Regions from separate parts of the Homo sapiens genome. Here region 2 is linked to region 1. A link is an interaction called in ENCODE POLR2A ChIA-PET data of the cell type or tissue named here. Cell type or tissue: IMR-90. All regions are shown on one strand. Each heading gives the region's core, and the rest is flanking DNA. Links, peaks and the distances in the headings are about the cores only.

The links. ChIA-PET counts read pairs that join two places held together with the same protein. Peaks named below come from ENCODE experiments on the same cell type or tissue, not always from the same donor. Only the 100,000 strongest peaks of a DNase experiment are listed, where the experiment ranks them.
Region 2: POLR2A ChIA-PET joins it to region 1 with 20 read pairs; 2 of 35 experiments call an interaction of 5 or more read pairs at or near these places.

The regions. Positions count from the first base shown.
Region 1 is chrX:130,244,372-130,247,290 of GRCh38, reverse strand. It overlaps ZNF280C (zinc finger protein 280C), which reads left to right. Exons shown (of 19, transcript NM_017666.5): 3 at 286-432. Among named protein-coding and RNA genes, the nearest start is that of ZNF280C, 23 kb to the left of the region's middle. In IMR-90, for the core only: no CTCF peak of the experiment used is centred there; a DNase peak (open chromatin) is centred at 1,660; H3K27ac peaks cover 577 bases.
Region 2 is chrX:129,987,409-129,990,327 of GRCh38, reverse strand. All of the region lies in intron 1 of BCORL1 (BCL6 corepressor like 1), which reads right to left. Among named protein-coding and RNA genes, the nearest start is that of BCORL1, 6.2 kb to the right of the region's middle. In IMR-90, for the core only: no CTCF peak of the experiment used is centred there; no DNase peak of the experiment used is centred there.

The sequences.
Region 1 (2,919 bases), core at 128-2,627:
CGAAAAATACAAAAATTAACTGGGCGTAGCAGTGGGCGCCTGTAGTCCCAGCTACTTGGGAGGCTGAGGCAGGAGAATCGTTTGAACCCAGGAGGCGGAGGTTGCAGTGAGCCGAGATCACGCCTGGGCAACAAAAGCAAAACTCTGTCACAAAAACAAACAAATATCAAGTCAGTAATTGCTATTAGGATTATTACAGTGCATCTTAAATATCATACTATGTATTGCACAGAAAATATTTTTCTCTTTGAAAATAAAGTTAGCTTCTCTTCTCTTGAAAATTAGACATTTCAAAAATGGCAGAACTCTTTATGGAATGTGAAGAAGAAGAGCTAGAGCCATGGCAGAAGAAAGTAGAAGAAACTCAGGATGAGGATGACGATGAACTGATCTTTGTTGGAGAGATATCAAGTTCAAAACCAGCCATTTCAAGTAAGCATTTACTTTCAGTGAAGTAACGTTTCATAAGATGGTTGTTTCTAATGGAAAATATATGAGATATCTGTCCTTCATACTGTTGTTCTTCTGTAAGGAGTTAGAGGTAAGAGGGAGAGTAAAGGTCAGTAAGAACTTGTGAGAATCAAAGCGGGAATGTAGTTGGGGACTGGAGTAAGGAGGTGAAAGGTTAAAATATCAGATGTGAGCAAAAGGAAATAACTAAGTTAATTGAGGGTTAAGATGACCTGAACAGCATTGTAAGCCTTCTGAGATTGGAAATCATAATTTTTAATGGAACCAAGTAGCCTATTTATTTGTTAATTTTTTTTTCTCCCTTAAACTCAGATTTACAGAAAAGGAAGTGTTTGGAATACTTTTCTTAAAATATCCTGATATGCTAAATAAGTTTGTGTTAGTGTCTGATGGGGGTTCTAATGTCTAAGCAACTGCCTCATCAAAGTATCATCTTGATATATGACTATAAAATGCATAGGTGCTGCATGATTATAGAATCTCTGGTCTGTCTACCAGCATGTGCTATAGCCTTTGGCTACACCCATCTTCCGCAACTACTGTTTATATTCATGAAGGAGGGAGGGCCTGGTTTTCCAACACTATACTTGGACAATGCAGGCAGTCAGCACACGTAAATCTTTTTGGCTTTCTAGCAAAACATGTCCAGTACCTTTGTGGATTGTTAGATTTCTGTTAGAGTAATTAGACTTGGCATTATTACAATGTTAAAGTGAAGATACTGGTGATGTTTATTAAAATAAAATATCTCCTCCCTGTAATCCTAGCAGTTTGGGAGGCCGAAGTGGGTACATCACTTGAGGCCAGGAGTTTGAGACCAGCCTGGCCAACATGGTGAAACCCCCTCTCTACTATAAAGATTAAAAAATTAGCCAGTCATGGTGGCGCGTGCCTGTAGTCCCAGCTACTCAGGAGGCTGAGGCATGAGAATCGCCTGAACCTGTAGGCAGAGGTTGCAGTGAGCCAAGATCACGTCACTGCACTCCAGTCTAGGCAACAGAGCAAGACTATATCTCAAAAAAAGAAAAAAAAAAAGTCCTCAAATATGTCTAAAGTGCAAGGGACAACATAACTGAATTTCAGGAGAGAAAGAGGGAAACAGATCCTTTTTCATTTTATTTACTTATTTTAGGCCTGGAGAAGTCAAGGAATGTAGCCAGCATACCAGTCTTCTTTCTTACCATGGCAATGAGTAATAGTGTGGTTAAGAGATGAGTTTTAAATTTTCTGAAATCCTAGTTCTTACTTCTCTTGGCTCTAAACTTGGAATAGCATTTCTACTCAGTTTTATCAGAGGCAGAATAATTTAGCCAATTGAATTCTCAGTATCATTTCCTGTGGCAAATTGGGAGGTTCTAAGTGGAGAGCCACTTAAATTATTAAATGAGCTAGATATATTTGGCATATTTATTATTGATAGTAGAATAGAATATTCTCTTATTATTTCTAGTCACTGTGACAATTTTTATGCTGAAATATTACCATATTTCAAAATTATTACTCAAATCATCTTATTGAAGCATGACAAGATTCAAGTTGGATTTATATTGATTGTAGATGACTTAGCAGTACTCAACCAAAACAATGTGTATTCGTTTCAAGAGATTCTATCAAAAAGGGTATTGGGCCCACTAGAATTTCTTTTCTATATTGATAACTTAGAATTTAAGTGATTTTATTGATGTTTTATTTGTGAGCTATAAAATATTTTAGCATATGGGATCTCATCTAAATGTTTATATAGAAAAACAATGAAGGCAGGGGAAGGAGAGCAAAAAACTTGTGATTGGTAGACTATAACCACCAACAAGTAAAAATAGCTCTTAGTGGATTGAGTAATACTTATCTTGAATTTCTGAATGAAAACATTATCAAGTTGTTTGAGGATATTTTTCTTTTAGAAGACTTCCGTAATGTTTACTCATAGAGTACTGCATTTCTATGATCAGAAAGCAACCCTACTTTGGTGTGACCCTTCACTTAATAGAATTGTTTTGTGAGATCTGATTCTTTTCTCTCTTTTTTTTTTTTTTTTTTTTTTTAAGATGGAGTCTCGCTCTGTCGCCCAGGCTGGAGTGCAGTGGCACGATCTCGGCTCACTGCAAGCTCCACCTCCCGGGTTCACACCATTCTCCTGCCTCAGCCTCCCAAGTAGCTGGGACTACAGGTGCCTGCCACCACGCCCAGCTAATTTTTTTGTATTTTTAGTAGAGACAGGGTTTCACCATGTTAGCCAGGATGGTCTCGATCTCCTGACCTCATGATCTGCCCGCCTCGGCCTCCCAAAGTGCTGGGATTACAGGTGTGAGCCACCCCGCCTGGCCGGGATCTGGTTCTTTTCTACTAGGAGAGAAAAAAGGAAAATGTTTGAGGTTTTATGGGATTTGTTAATGCTTTGTGCCTTTTCCTGATAAACAATTTTAAGCAAATCACTATTCTTCCAAATTT
Region 2 (2,919 bases), core at 247-2,746, 260 kb after region 1:
TCCAGGAGGCAGAGCTTGCAGTGAGCCGAGATAGCGCCACTGCACTCCAGCCTGGGCAAAAGAGCGAGACTCCATCTCAAAAAAGAAAAAGAAAAAAATATATATATAAAATAATAGGTCCCATTTATTGAGCACCTACTATGGGCCTGGGATGATTTTGTGTAATCCTCACAGCCCTGTGAAATTGGTATTATCATCTCCATTGTATAGATGAGAAAACTGAGGCTCAACAAAGTTAAGTGGGCCGGGCATGGTGGCCCATGCCTGTAATCCCAGCACTTTGGGAGGCTGAGGTGGAAGGATCACCTGAGGTCAGGAGTTCGAGACCAGCCTGGCCAACATGGCAAAACCCCATCTCTACTAAAAATACAAAAATTAGCTGGACGTGGTGCTGGGCGCTTGTAATCCCAGCTACTCGAGAGGCTGAGGCACGAGAATCGCTTGAAGCCGGGAGGTGGAGGTTGCAGTGAGCCAAGATAGCACCACTGCACTTCAGCCTGGGTGACAGAGCAAGACTCTGTCTAAAAACAAAAAAAAAAGAAACAAAGAGAGTTAAGTGAAGACCTGGCACGGTGGCTCATGCCTGTAATCCCAACATGTTGGGAGGTTGAGGTGGGCAGATCACTTCAGGTCAGGAGTTCAAGACCAGCCTGGTCAACATGGTGAAACCCCGTCTCTACTAAAAATACAGAAGTTAGCCAGGCATGGTGGTGGGCACGTTTAATCCCAGCTACTCAGGAGGCTGAGGTGGGAGAATAGCTTGAACCCAGGAGACGGAGGTTGCAGTGAGCCGAGATCACACCACTGTACTCCAGCCTGGGCAACAGAGCTAGACTGTCTCCGGTTAAAAAAAAAAAAAAAAAAAAAAAAAAAAAAAAAAAAAGACGGGTGCGGTGGCTCACGCCTGTAATCCCAGCACTTTGGGAGGCCAAGATGGGCAGATCACAAGCTCAGGAGATTGAGACCATCCTGGCTAACACGGTGAAACCCCGTCTCTACTAAAAAAAAAAAAAAAAAAAAAAAAATTAGCCGGGCATGGTGGCGGGCGCCTGTAGTCCCAGCTACTTGCGAGGCTGAGGCAGGAGAATGGCTTGAACCCGGGCAGCGGAGCTTGCAGTGAGCCGAGATCATGCCACTACACTCCAGCCTGGGTGACAGAGTGAGACTCTGTCAAAAAAAAGAACGAAAGTAAGTTAAGTGACTTGCCTCCTGCCACATAGCTAAGAAGTAGAACAGCAAGCACTCTAACCTGAGGTTGTCGGTCTCCAAAGCCCCCCCAGGCAATTCTGAGGAGCTCAAGTTTGAGAACCACTGTACTATACTAACTGGGGTGTGGTACAACCAAGTTAAACTGAGTAAAGCCTCATTATCAGAAGATAATCATCTCATGGATTCAGGTATACAGTGCATCAACTCACCTCTGCGATCATAGTCATATACGGTGCACTTCTCCACAAAACTTGGAAAAGCAAAAATCTGCTTGTTCTCCTTGTCCCTGGACATCAGCATTATAACAAAACTCAACAGTACCCTTAAATGGCACTAACACTATGATTTCTAGGCATACCTTAGTAATGAGGTAACCAAATTTTGTTTCTCAGCAGACCCACGGTAAAGAAGCCCAAAACACAAAGCTTTCCCTGCTCCTTGGTACTCTGGATTCCTCACGGACCTTCAGCTTAAGGTTTTCTTAAAATACAAATGAAGAGGTATCCTGCCTCACATACTGTGATGAGTAAATCTGAAAATTACCACATTTTACAAATAATATATCAGCTGTATTCAAATTCATCATAATTCATTGACCAGGGAAAATATGACCTTGACATGCAGCCTGCAGTTACTCAGTTACTTTTTTTTTTTAAAAAAAAGATCCTTTTTTATGTTTTATGGGGAAAAGGTCACTTCTGCTTAGAATAAAAAAGAAAACTAGAACAGCATATTTGAATTACGGGGATAGAAACACAGAGTTAAATTTTACTCTTGACCAGAATGAAACTTCAGTTCGCCAAAGAAAGTTCTCATCATAAAAGATTGCTTTTAAGTTATGAACAGTGGGAAAGGGAATGATTTAATTTAGAAAAAGAACCATTTCTACATTATTTTAAGGATAACCATTCAAAAATGGGCATTAATAAAGCCTAGTTCATATGTAAAATTATATCAAATACTGTACTAGCATCCTAGTGGCCGAAAAGTAGATATTACCTCCCTCTTTGGCCATCCTGACACTAAACACTCTGGCAACCATGGACTCACACCTAATTCAAACTCCAGCATTAAGAAACTTCCCTTCTCTTTGAAAACTCAAAGGCCTAGGGTCTTCCCTCTGGGTTATGTAATCATCAGTGGCTTCTACCTTTTCCTATTCTACCCCAACAATTGTGTCACTTTCTCCAGCACCCTCTCTGTTCCACTCCGGTGTTCACTTTCCCACCCAAACTTGACCTCGAATTTCTTCACTCTGATTCTGATGCTGATTGGCCCTGAAGAACAGCTCTCTACTCTCTTTGGCTGTTCTATTTCATCCCAAGCTTAGCTCAGCCCAGAATCAATGAATTACTCCATGTGGCCTCCAGTCCAAGCCCTGATTAGAGCCTCTCTTCCATGCCCCTAACCCCACCCTCCAATTCTGGCCCACAGGCTCTCATGTCACTCAGTTTTTTATCCAGTTTCACCCTGGAATTTCCATCACTCATCTCCTGATACCTAGGATCCTTCCCACCTGCAGACTGGAAACACTGGTGGATTCCCACTTTTTCCTTCTTTCAAGGCCACTCTATTTAGGACAGTGAATCCCTCCCCCCATTCAGTATCCTTACTTTAGTCTAGATTTTCTAATTAATGTTTAGATGTGTAAGGCCTGGATCCCAGCTAACCTCTGCTTCCTGGGCCCTCTCAGGGCAGTGGCTATCAAAG